Linked DNA regions of Homo sapiens: region 1 is linked to region 2. Evidence: read pairs that join two places in POLR2A ChIA-PET (ENCODE). Cell type or tissue: CD4-positive, alpha-beta T cell. All regions are shown on one strand. Each heading gives the region's core, and the rest is flanking DNA. Links, peaks and the distances in the headings are about the cores only.

Region 1 (5,467 bases), core at 175-5,174, 120 kb before region 2:
AAAGTAGGATGAGTTGGAGAATGGAAGGCAAGGAATTAACATTAAGAGACATGTATTGTAATCCAACCATAGGATAATGAAGTACTACTGCACCAGAGTGGGTGACTATGAATTTGATGACCTATGAGAAACAATGGGGAGGTGGGTTTCAGTGGATGACTCTAAGATGATAGCTTAGAAGCTGGTCTAGTGGTGGAAGACACTGTATTATTCATTTCACCAATGGGGGTATAAAATGTCAAAGCCATCATTTTACATGTGAATCAGGGCTCCACCACCTTAATGAGTTGGAGGAGGTTTTGGAATATCACTTTGTACCTTTAAAAAGAATCATTATACTTGGCAGTAGTTTTTAAATGTTGACTCATTATTTGTGATTAAGAATAGATACTTGTAAAATGTATGAACATTTGGTTTATAAATGCAGTACTTCCAGACAACAGCTGTTAATATTTTGGTATTTTCTTCTAGTCTCTTTTCGCGGTGTGTATGTGTGTGTGTGTGTGTGTGTGTGTGTGTGTGTATGTGTCTATACCAGGGTCATGTAGTTTTGCATTCTGTCTCTTTCTACTTACAACTGTATTATGAGCATTTTTTCATGTCATTAAATATTTAAGAAAACAATTATAAAGACATATAATACAGTAAATATAAAAGATATATAAGATGTTTATAAAATAAAATAAAAATATATACTATCTCTGTATACAGATACGTATTTATTTAACAATGCTCTATTTTCAACTTTTAGATTATTGCTATCTTGCCACCTTTTTCTGTAATCATTATCCTTGCACATGAATCTTTAATCACATTTTAATTATTTATTTAGGTTGGTTTCTAGATGTGTATCATTTTATGACTTCTAGTAAATATTTTCAGATTGATTTCTAGAGAAGCTTCATCAATTTACATTACTATGTCTAATTATATATTTGAGTCTCTGTTTTACATGCCTTTGCTGGCAGGAAAAAATATTAAAGACGAAGTAAAAAAAAATTTATACAATATGATGGGGATAAAAAACCTCACATTTATGCTTCAGTTTTCTTCCTTTGTGAGACTGAATGGTTTGTCATGCTTATTATATATTGATGTTTTTAAACTACTTTTAATTGGATTATTTGTGATGTTCCTATTAATAAACATTCTTTTTATGTCTTAAGAATATTAAAGTTTGTCTTATTCTTGCAAATATGACCTAATATGTCATTTGTATTGGGACTTTTGTTGTTGATGATTTTATTGTTTCAAATATTTATGTAGGAGCTTCTTCCATTGTTTTTATTCTTTCTTATAATTTTAAAAATTTTTTTCACTGTATTTTCTCTTTTTCATATCAGTTTTTTAAATTTTTATTTTTAATTATGGATGCAGAATACTTGTACATATTTATGGGGTACATGTCAAATTTGATACAATCATATGTGGAAAGATCAATTAGGGTAATTGGGATATCTATCCCCTTAAGCATTTATCACCTCTTTGTGTTAGTAACATTCCAATTCCATTCTTTTAGTTATTTTGAAATATATAATAAATTATTGTTAACTATAGTTACCCAATTGTGCTACTGAACACTAGATCTTATTCCTTTTATCTTACTGTATTTTTGTACCAATTTTCCATTCACTCTTTATTTCCCCTTTCCACTAGCCTTCCCAGCAGATGGTAACCATCATTATACTTTCTATTTCCATTAATTCAACTGTTTTTAGTTCCACATGTAAGAGCATGTAATATTTGTCTTTCTGCGCCTGGATTATTTAACTTAACATAATGTCCTCTAGTTCTAGTTCCTGACATGTTATTACAAATGACAGGATTTCATTATTTTTTTTATGTCTGAATAATATTCTATAGTGTGTAGGTATCACATTTTCTTTATTCATTCATTTGTTGATCAATGCTTACATTGATTCCATATTTTGGCTATTGTGAATAGTGCTGCAATCAGCATGGGAGTACAAATATCTCTTCAATATACTGATTTTCCTTTCTTTTGGGTATATACCCAGTAATGGGATTACTGGATCATATGGTAGTTCTATTTTTAGTTTTTGTAGGAACCTCCATACTGTTTTCTGTGGTGGCTGTACTAATTTACATTCCAAGCAACCATGTAGGAGGGTTCCCCTTTCTCCACATCCTCATCAACACTTGTTATTTCCTATCTTTTGGATAAAAGCCATTTTAACTGGGGTAAGGTTGAATCTTATTGTAGTTTTAATTTGTATTTCTTTGAGGATTAGTGATGTTAAACATTTTTTCATATTCCTGTTGGGCATTTGTATGTCTTCTTTTGCGAAGTATCTATTCAGATCTTTTGCCCGTTTAAAAATCCGATTGTTTTTCCTATTGAGTTGTTTGAGCTTCTTATATATTCTGTGTATTAATCCCTTGTCAGATGGATAGTCTGCAAATATTTTCTCCCATTCTGTGGTTCGTCTCTTTTCTTTGTTGATTATTTCTTTTGCTGTGCAGAAGCTTTTAAGTTTGATGTGATCCCATTTGTTCATTTTTGCTTTGGTTGCCTGTGCATCTGAGGTCTTATTCAAGAAATCTTTGCCCAGATCAGTGTCCTGGAGTGTTTTCCCAATGTTTTATTCTAGTAGTTTTATAGCTTTAGGACTTAGATGTTACTCTTTAATTGATTTTGATTTGATTTTTATATATGTCAAGAGACAGCAGTCTAGTTTCATTTTTCTGCATGTGGATATTCAGTTTTCCCGGAACCATTTTTTGAAGAGACTATCCCTTCTCCAGTATATATTCTGGGCAACTTTGTTGCAAATGAGTTGAACTGCAATGGGTGGATTTATTTCTGGGTTCTCTATTCTGTTTCATTGGTCTATATGTCCGTTTTTGTGCCAGTATCATGCTGTTTTGGTTACTGTAGCTTTGTAGTATAATTTGAAGTCAGGTAATGTGATGCCTCCAGCTTTGTTCTTTTTGCTCAGGATTGCTTTGGTTATTTGGGGTCTTTTGTGGTTCCATATAAATTTTAGGATTTTTTTTTTCTATTTCTGTAAAGAATGTCACTGGTATTTTGATAGGGATTGCATTGGATCTGTAGATTGCTTTGGGTAGTATATTCTTGAAATTCATTCTTACCAACATCAGTTAAATGTGGATTGATATTTTAATTTTTATTTTATTCTTCTAAATATATTTAACTCATTAATCTTTTTGAATACATTGCCTTTGTAATAACATAATCCCCCATAGACTTTTTTGGCATTATTTTGTTATACTTATTATATCATATACTATATGATTCTTACAGGGCACAAGGATATTTTGTTTTAATCTTTTGTGTTCCATTAATCCATCTGACAATCTTGCAGTTCTTATGTCAGTACCATACTGCATTTTAATAACTGTAGCTTTATTATGTGCCTACTATAATAAAAAGCATGTCTCCAATCACTCCTTCTGTAGTACATATAGGCATTTCTACCTGTGCATTCTCTTAGATGTGTTTTAAAATCATTTTGTCAATTCTTTTCTTCCCGTGCCTTTCTCCAAATTTATATACTTCCTTTTATTATTTATTTAGCATAACATGAAACCTACCATTCTGGAAATAATGAATTATATTTTCTGACACTTAATATAAAGTAAATTGCAATATATTACACATAATATAGTTTTTCTTGTCTCTAGGTATGTACTTCAGCAAGTTCAAAGTAAACAAAATAATCTTTTCAGGCAGAGTTGGAATATTAAAAGTACCTTAAACCTATAAGTGTTGTTATCAAAATATGTATTCCTAAATTAGTCTAAAAGATTGCCAAAGTAGAATTGTTAAATTGATAAAAATATTATACTATCAATACTAAAGTAGAATATTTGTTTTATATATAACATAATAAGATTTGAAAATTTGCGAGGAGTCTACATAAAGTTCTTTTGATAGGAGGGGAGAATCCCTAATGTAATAATTGGATATATGCAATATGATTTTATTAAGGTAATTAAATAGCAAATAATTTCCTATTTTTGAGACTGAAATATGGATACTGCCTTTCACAAAATATTAGAGCATAAATGCTGGGCAAAAAATTAGAACTATTGACTTTATTTCACATTTGCAGAAAATTCTAGCACTTCGTGTAGTTAAATGTCATATTTTGTCAAGAAGATACAGAAAGATGGAGATCATGTCTTTTGATAAAAGCAACCACAATTTATGTTGTTGTATCTGTGTTGTAACTGGCCTTGAAAGTTAATGACATCAGTGTGACACTAATTTATTTAGATTAGTTAGCACACACCTAGTAGTAGTCCAATATAAAGAGTTCATTATTCTAAATATTATTACTATTAATTTATCTAACAAAAGCAGCTTTGTGTTTCATTTTGTCAAGTTTCTTTTTGTTAACCATTTAATATCTTAGATGTATAATATGAAAATTTAGTGTACCATTAGAGCTCATCCAAAGACAATCAGTGAGATTGATTGTTGGTCATGAAAATAAGCCAAAGTCTTCATACTCAAGCATGCAAAATTAAGAGGCTGTGAATTTAGGGGAAAATGAAGGGACTTTGGGTTTTGTCGGGGAGCAAGAAAGCAAGGAATATAGAAGAATTCAGAGTTTACTACTTGAAATTATTTTCCCCTTTATCTTACTAACTTTTAGGGAGAGTGATAGATTTTAGTTATTATGCCATAAATTAAGTTATATTGTGTTGCCATACGTTGGACATAAATCTGGCTCAGTTTTTCAGTGCTCATTTAAATGCTTAATGACAAGAAGCCAGAACAACGGGTTAATTCTCTTAAAAATTATTCAAGGAAAGAGAGAAAGAGGAAATGAGGGAAGGAGAGAAGGAAGAAAGAAGAAAGGAAAATCTGAAATGAGGCAGTCTTCACAAATGATGGAAGTAATGTATCTAAATTAAACTGATCTGCCTACATTTCATTTAGGGTCAGAATTCCATTTAAACCCACTAAAAACGGAAAAAGTATCTGTATTTTTCCACAATCACCTGATTTATTTGTTGAAACGAGGGCATGACCTGTTTTAGAATCTCCACATATTATTCACTTATAATGCTTAGGTTGGCCCACATCACAGCCAAATCAGTCCAAGCATTAGCTTTGTGGGCACCAATCCACAATGGCTGGTGAAGGAAAGTGCACAGCATTTAATGTAGTACTTCCAGTTTTATCTCTTGTACTAGTTTCCTGGAACTTCTGTAACAAATTACCCCAAACATGGTGACTTACAACAACAGAAATATATTCTCTCACAGTTTCGGAGGGCAGAAGTTGAAATTAAGGCATCAACAGGGATGTCCTCTCTCTAAAGCCTCCACAGTAGACTCCTTCCTTGCCTTTTCCAGCTTTTGGTGGTTCCAGGCATTGCTCGCCTTGTGGTTGCATCTCTCCAATCTCTGCCTTCATTTTTGTATGGCCTTTTCTTTTGTGTGCATGTCTTCTCTTGTATCTCATATAAGAATA
Region 2 (5,467 bases), core at 380-5,379:
AACTATTAGGCAACTTTTTTTTTTTCTGGTATGTCCCTGTGACTAGCACTTCAAAGTTATAAATGTTTCTGAAGCTCTTATTCACCTCTATAAATTTCCCTTTTATCTGGAATTTTGACTGTCTTTTGCCACTCTTTGATGTTTTCAAACAGCTGTTTTGTGTTTTGTTTTGTTCCAGTGGGTGTATTAGTCTCGTAGTAGCTACTTCACCATACCTACAAGCAAAGACCCTCCCCCTTTAACTTTTAAAATAATAGTGTTATCTACATTACTTAGTATTCTACCATATTTGACATTGGACTCCTAATGTACTTTGAGTACAGACATATGTCTATATGACCAAAAGAGCTCATCACACGGAACACTTACTTGCAGAACAGGAGAGGAATCTGCCCTAAACACCAACTCCTGCTTTTCCCCTTATACTGATAGGAAACTCATTCTGGTCAGTATTATGAAGGCCATTTGTTTACATATTAGTCACAAAATACGTAACTATTTAGGTTCATTATCAAAGCAGATAGTTGCACATTAAAGCTGTTGTTTAATGATAGGGGATGAACATATACATCCCTCTTCAAATTTTTACTTTATAGGATAGGATGATATAAAATAGATTATCTAATTAATATGGGACACCTGAAAATCCCAGGAAGCAACAGCATGGACAATGGCCTGGAGGAAGATAGAGCTTTGCACATTTATAGATTCCAGAGAAGTCCAGTATGTCTGAGGAGCAGAATGTTGAAAGAAGCAGCAGAAGCAATGAACAGAGTTCGGGGCTTTGTAAGCCAATTTGAAGAGATTGGACTTTGACATCAAGCCAATGGGAAACCATTTAAACTTACTTAAACAAGATTTAAATTTTAAAATGATTCCTGTGTTTCTATGTAATAAATGGAATAGAACAGGAAAGAAAAAAAGGAGACAATTTAGGAGGCTATTAACAGTAGTTTGGTTTATGGTGACATCAGCATAGATAGTAAAAAATGATTGTATTCAGAATCTGCTTTGGAGGCATAAATGGCTTGGTAATTGACAGCATGGGTGAATGGGAGGGATGACACTCATATTGTGGCCTGGGGAATAGGAGGCTGCTGGGGAGCTCCATCACTGAAACAGAAGATACTAAGGCAGAAGCATTTTTTCAAGAGACAATGATAAATTCAGTTTTCAGCAGGTTGGGTTTTAGGCACCTCTGAGATATTCAAGTCAGGATGTCTAGCAATCAATTAGGTAGACATTTTTGTGGTTGGGAGAAAGACCTGGATTGCGGATACAGATTTAGAGTCATTATCATAGAGATGTTAACTGAAGCCATAGAGGGAGAGAGGAGTGTTTCCGGCAGTGTAGGGGAGTTAAGGTGGAGAAATAAAGAGAGACAAAACTCTGAGAAATGCCCACATTGCAGACGTGATTATTTTTTAAGGGTAAAAAGCAAACAAGAGTAAGAAAGAGTGAGAGTGAGAAGTTGTCAAGACTGCAGCATGCTGCCGCCTTGCAGTTTGATCTCAGACTGCTGTGCTAGCAATGAGCGAGGCTCTGTGGGCGTAGGACCCTCTGAGCCAGGTGCAGGATATAATCTCCTGGTGTGCCGTTTGCTAAGACCATTGGAAAAGCGCGGTATTAGGGTGGGAGTGATCTGATTTTCCAGGTGCCCTCTGTCACCCCTTTCTTTGACTAGGAAAGGGAATTCCCTGACCCCTTGCGCTTCCCGGGTGAGGCGATGCCTCGCCCTGCTTCGGCTCACGCTCTGTGCACTGCACCCACTGTCCTGCACCCACTTTCTGACACTTCCCAGTGAGATGAACCCAGTACCTCAGTTGGAAATGCAGAAATCACCTGTCTTCTGCGTCGCTCACACTGGGAGCTGTAGACTGGAGCTGTTGTGGGGTGGGGGGAGTGGGGAGGGATAGCATTAGGAGATATACCTAATGTTAAATGATGAGTTAATGAGTGCAGCACACCAACATGGCACATGTATACATATGTAACTAACCTGCACGTTATGCACATGTACCCTAAAACTTAAAGTATATAAAAAAAAAAAGACTGCACCATGATGGATTCTGAGAGCAGAGAGTCTCACTAATGTCTCAAGTTTCCAAAGCTGGAATGTGTCAAGAAGTGTCAAAAACTGTGAAGGATGGAAGATTTTACCTACTTGCAAGTTAACAGATTATTCAGTCACAATTTCAAGGGTACTAACCAAAGACATGAGACTCTGGAGCCAGAGCCAAAGGACTGTATTATCTGTGGCTGAGCAGGCTCAAGCAGCACGGGGGCAGTAAGGAGTGGGCCTCAGTGAGTGTGGCATACACAGAGAGCTTGCATCACAGCTCATGGATTTAGGAAATCCTAGTCTTTTGTATTTTTCTGCAAGCAAAGATGCCCATATTTGCCTGGGAGGGGGACATCTTTATTTTATGCGACAGCAAATAATGGATCCCCTCTCAAAGGAGTCCCTATATTCCAAGAAGATACCATGTACAAAAATCCTTGAAAATACATTCCAGAACAAAAGACTATCAGTGCCTCTGCTTTCATGATGTGCAAAAATGTGTGGAATCCCTGGAGAATTATCTCTCAAGGGAAGGATAAAAATAATTACAACACAAACTATTATCTATTCAACATATATTTTGTGCCGTACACTATACTAATTATCTTTTCTCTAATTAACATGTCAAAACAACTCTATTAGGTAAGTTCTTTTATTATTTTCATTTTATGGATAAAATAAAATAAAATACTAAAAGGTTAACAAATTTGCCCATAGTCACACAGGTAGCAAATGGTGAAGCCATGATCTGAACTTGGATACTTTGACTTCTAATCTCTATCATGTCCTGACTCATAGTGTAAGCAAACAGCATATAAGGCATATTCATTGGCTATTGGCTGCAGCAAAATAATGGTCACTGATGACCACACTGAAAGTCATTTCAGTGCAGTAATAGGAGCAGAATCCAGATTGGAGTAAATTGCAGAATCATTGGGAGCAGCATGAACTGAGATAGGGAACATAAAAAACTCATTCAAAACCTTTGATTGTGTATATAGGTTAGCAACAAAAAAATCAAGAAAGGATTTTTTTTAAAGTATATGGAGATATTTTTGTCTGCTTATGCGTGGATGTCAATTAAGAAAGGAAAAAGGTAACATGGGGTGCAGGAGAGGGTTATTGACAATATTGCAAGAGGCAAAGCCAAAGAAAATAGAGTGGCGTGCACACATGGGGAGATGGGCGAGCTACCTCCTCCATGATTACGGGCAGGTTTTGTAGCTGTGCAGGGGTTGGGTAGCTCCTATTTGATAGCTTCTCTTTGATCTGTGAGGTGGAAGGTGAGATTTCCGGCTGAGATTACAATGCAGGTGACTGGAGGAAGTGGTCTAAATTTTGAGAACAGAGTAGCTTTCTGTGAAGGGCAGATAGGCAAGGAGTTTAATGTGAGTTTCTTTAGCAGTGCTCCAGTGCTGATTTGCCAGGAGTAGAAGGAGTAGGGGAGATCAGGATATGGAAACAAAGTGTAGTTGATGTGAATGGGCCATGAAATCAAAGCTGAACAGGAAACGAAGTGAAGAAAGAAGTGAAGGTGGTAGGAAGCTAGTAGATAAGAAAAAAGCTGAGGGTAGTCCATGAACTTTATTTTTCATTTTTTTTTAATTATTGATTTAATATTATTTAAAATGGTGGGTGATGTGGGAAGGTATCCCAACATGATCATGCAGTGGCATAATCATGGCTCACTGCAGCCTTGTCCTCCTGGGCTCAAGACATCCTCCCGCCTCAGCCTCCAGTGTAGCTGAAACTATAGGCATGTGTTACCACACCCAGCTAATTTTTGATTTTTTGTGGAGACAGGATCTCGCTGTGTTGCCCGGGCTGGTCTCAAACTTCTGGACACAAACAATCCTCCACATTGGCCTCCCAAAATGCTGGAATTACAGGTGTGAGCCACTGGACCAGCAGGACTCTAAATTTTGGTAAGATAAACACTGGTGTGGTGAAGTAATTGAGTGTCCTTCTTTAAACCATTAAATTATGTTTCATTTGGCATCAAATACCATAATCTCTGTCTCTTTACATCATGTCAAGCATCTATGACCACAGACATGAGAATTTGAGAATTAAGCTCCTGAATCTTTCTTTTTCACTGAACCGATGTTGACAGTGGGCGGTGCCTTCCACAGACAAAGATAAGGTACCATGTGAGGTTGCCAGGAAGAAAACTGCAGCCAGGACAGACCACCTAAATTGTAGAAAGCTTTCTGCTAAAGGAAGGAAGGTTTCCAAGGAGAAGAAAATGTGTGTCCTCAGGGAGTATTAAAGCGCTAGTGTTGGAAAACTGTGAAGCACACCTGTTCTCAGGATTGGCATGAAATCCAATGTTGATATTGATAAGTTTTCTATGGAAATGAAGTTTGTTTTCATTTGCCCTTACCCTCCTCTTCTGTGCTTCTTTTCATGTCTTTGCAATGACCTTCCTTAGGTACCTACCTTAATCCTATGGTTGTATTGCTTTTTAGATAAAACTTAAGAGAGGATACTTGACAGGCTTTCTCTATAGCATTTGATTATAGGGTGAATATATCCTCTTGAAATTTGCTGTTATAATTTCCCTCACCTGCTGTTGTTTTTCTACATTTTAAATGGTTCTTTTTCAATCTCCTTAATAACCTTCTCTTTCTCTACTTACCTTGTGAGATTTGGCATGCCCGCCTTGATCACTAATCATTACAGAAGATTGCTAATTGTTTACTCATATCTATTGCATTCCTGTATGGTAGTTGCATATCCATTTTCCTCTTCCTCCTTGGTAACAGAACTTCTGTGTTCATCTGGATTCATTGTTCAACAGGCTTAAAAACTACTTGTTCTCTCTTCCAGCTAGATGTGACCATGTGGCGAGGGTAGACAACTATCCTGATTTGCCTAAAAGTGAGGAATTTTCTGTGATGTGAGAGTTTCAGTAATAAAACTGGAAAAATCCCAGGCAAACCTAAATGAATTGGTCGCCTTACCTGTGACTAACATCTAGCTAAATGTGAAGGAAGTGTAGTGTGGGTGTAGGTTTCTCTTTTTAAATACACTTTATTGTGTACAGTGGATCCTTGGGTAATGTGGGAGTTAGGGGCACCTGGTTCTTGAATTTCTCTTCTTTACGTCTCACATCCAATTTATGGTCAATCCTTCTTTTTTTTTTTTTTTTTTTGGGATGGAGTCTCAGTCTGTCACCCAGGCTGGAGTGCAGTGGCATGATCTCAGCTCACTGCAAGCTCTGCCTCCCGGGTTCATGCCATTCTCCTGCCTCAGCCTCCCGAGTAGCTGGGTCTACAGGTGGCCGCCACCACGCCCGGCTAATTTTTTGTATTTTTAGCAGAGATGGGGTTTCACCGTGTTAGCCAGGATGGTCTTGATCTCCTGACCTCGTGATCTGCCCGCCTCAGCCTCCCAAAGTACTGG

What was found. ChIA-PET counts read pairs that join two places held together with the same protein. Peaks named below come from ENCODE experiments on the same cell type or tissue, not always from the same donor. Only the 100,000 strongest peaks of a DNase experiment are listed, where the experiment ranks them.
Region 1: POLR2A ChIA-PET joins it to region 2 with 6 read pairs; 2 of 35 experiments call an interaction of 5 or more read pairs at or near these places.

Annotation. Positions count from the first base shown.
Region 1 is chr1:186,967,911-186,973,377 of GRCh38, forward strand. All of the region lies in intron 15 of PLA2G4A (phospholipase A2 group IVA), which reads left to right. Among named protein-coding and RNA genes, the nearest start is that of LINC01036, 120 kb to the right of the region's middle. In CD4-positive, alpha-beta T cell, for the core only: no CTCF peak of the experiment used is centred there; no DNase peak of the experiment used is centred there.
Region 2 is chr1:187,088,960-187,094,426 of GRCh38, forward strand. It overlaps LINC01036 (long intergenic non-protein coding RNA 1036), which reads left to right and starts at 3,883. Exons shown (of 4, transcript NR_126347.1): 1 at 3,883-3,987. In CD4-positive, alpha-beta T cell, for the core only: no CTCF peak of the experiment used is centred there; a DNase peak (open chromatin) is centred at 3,342.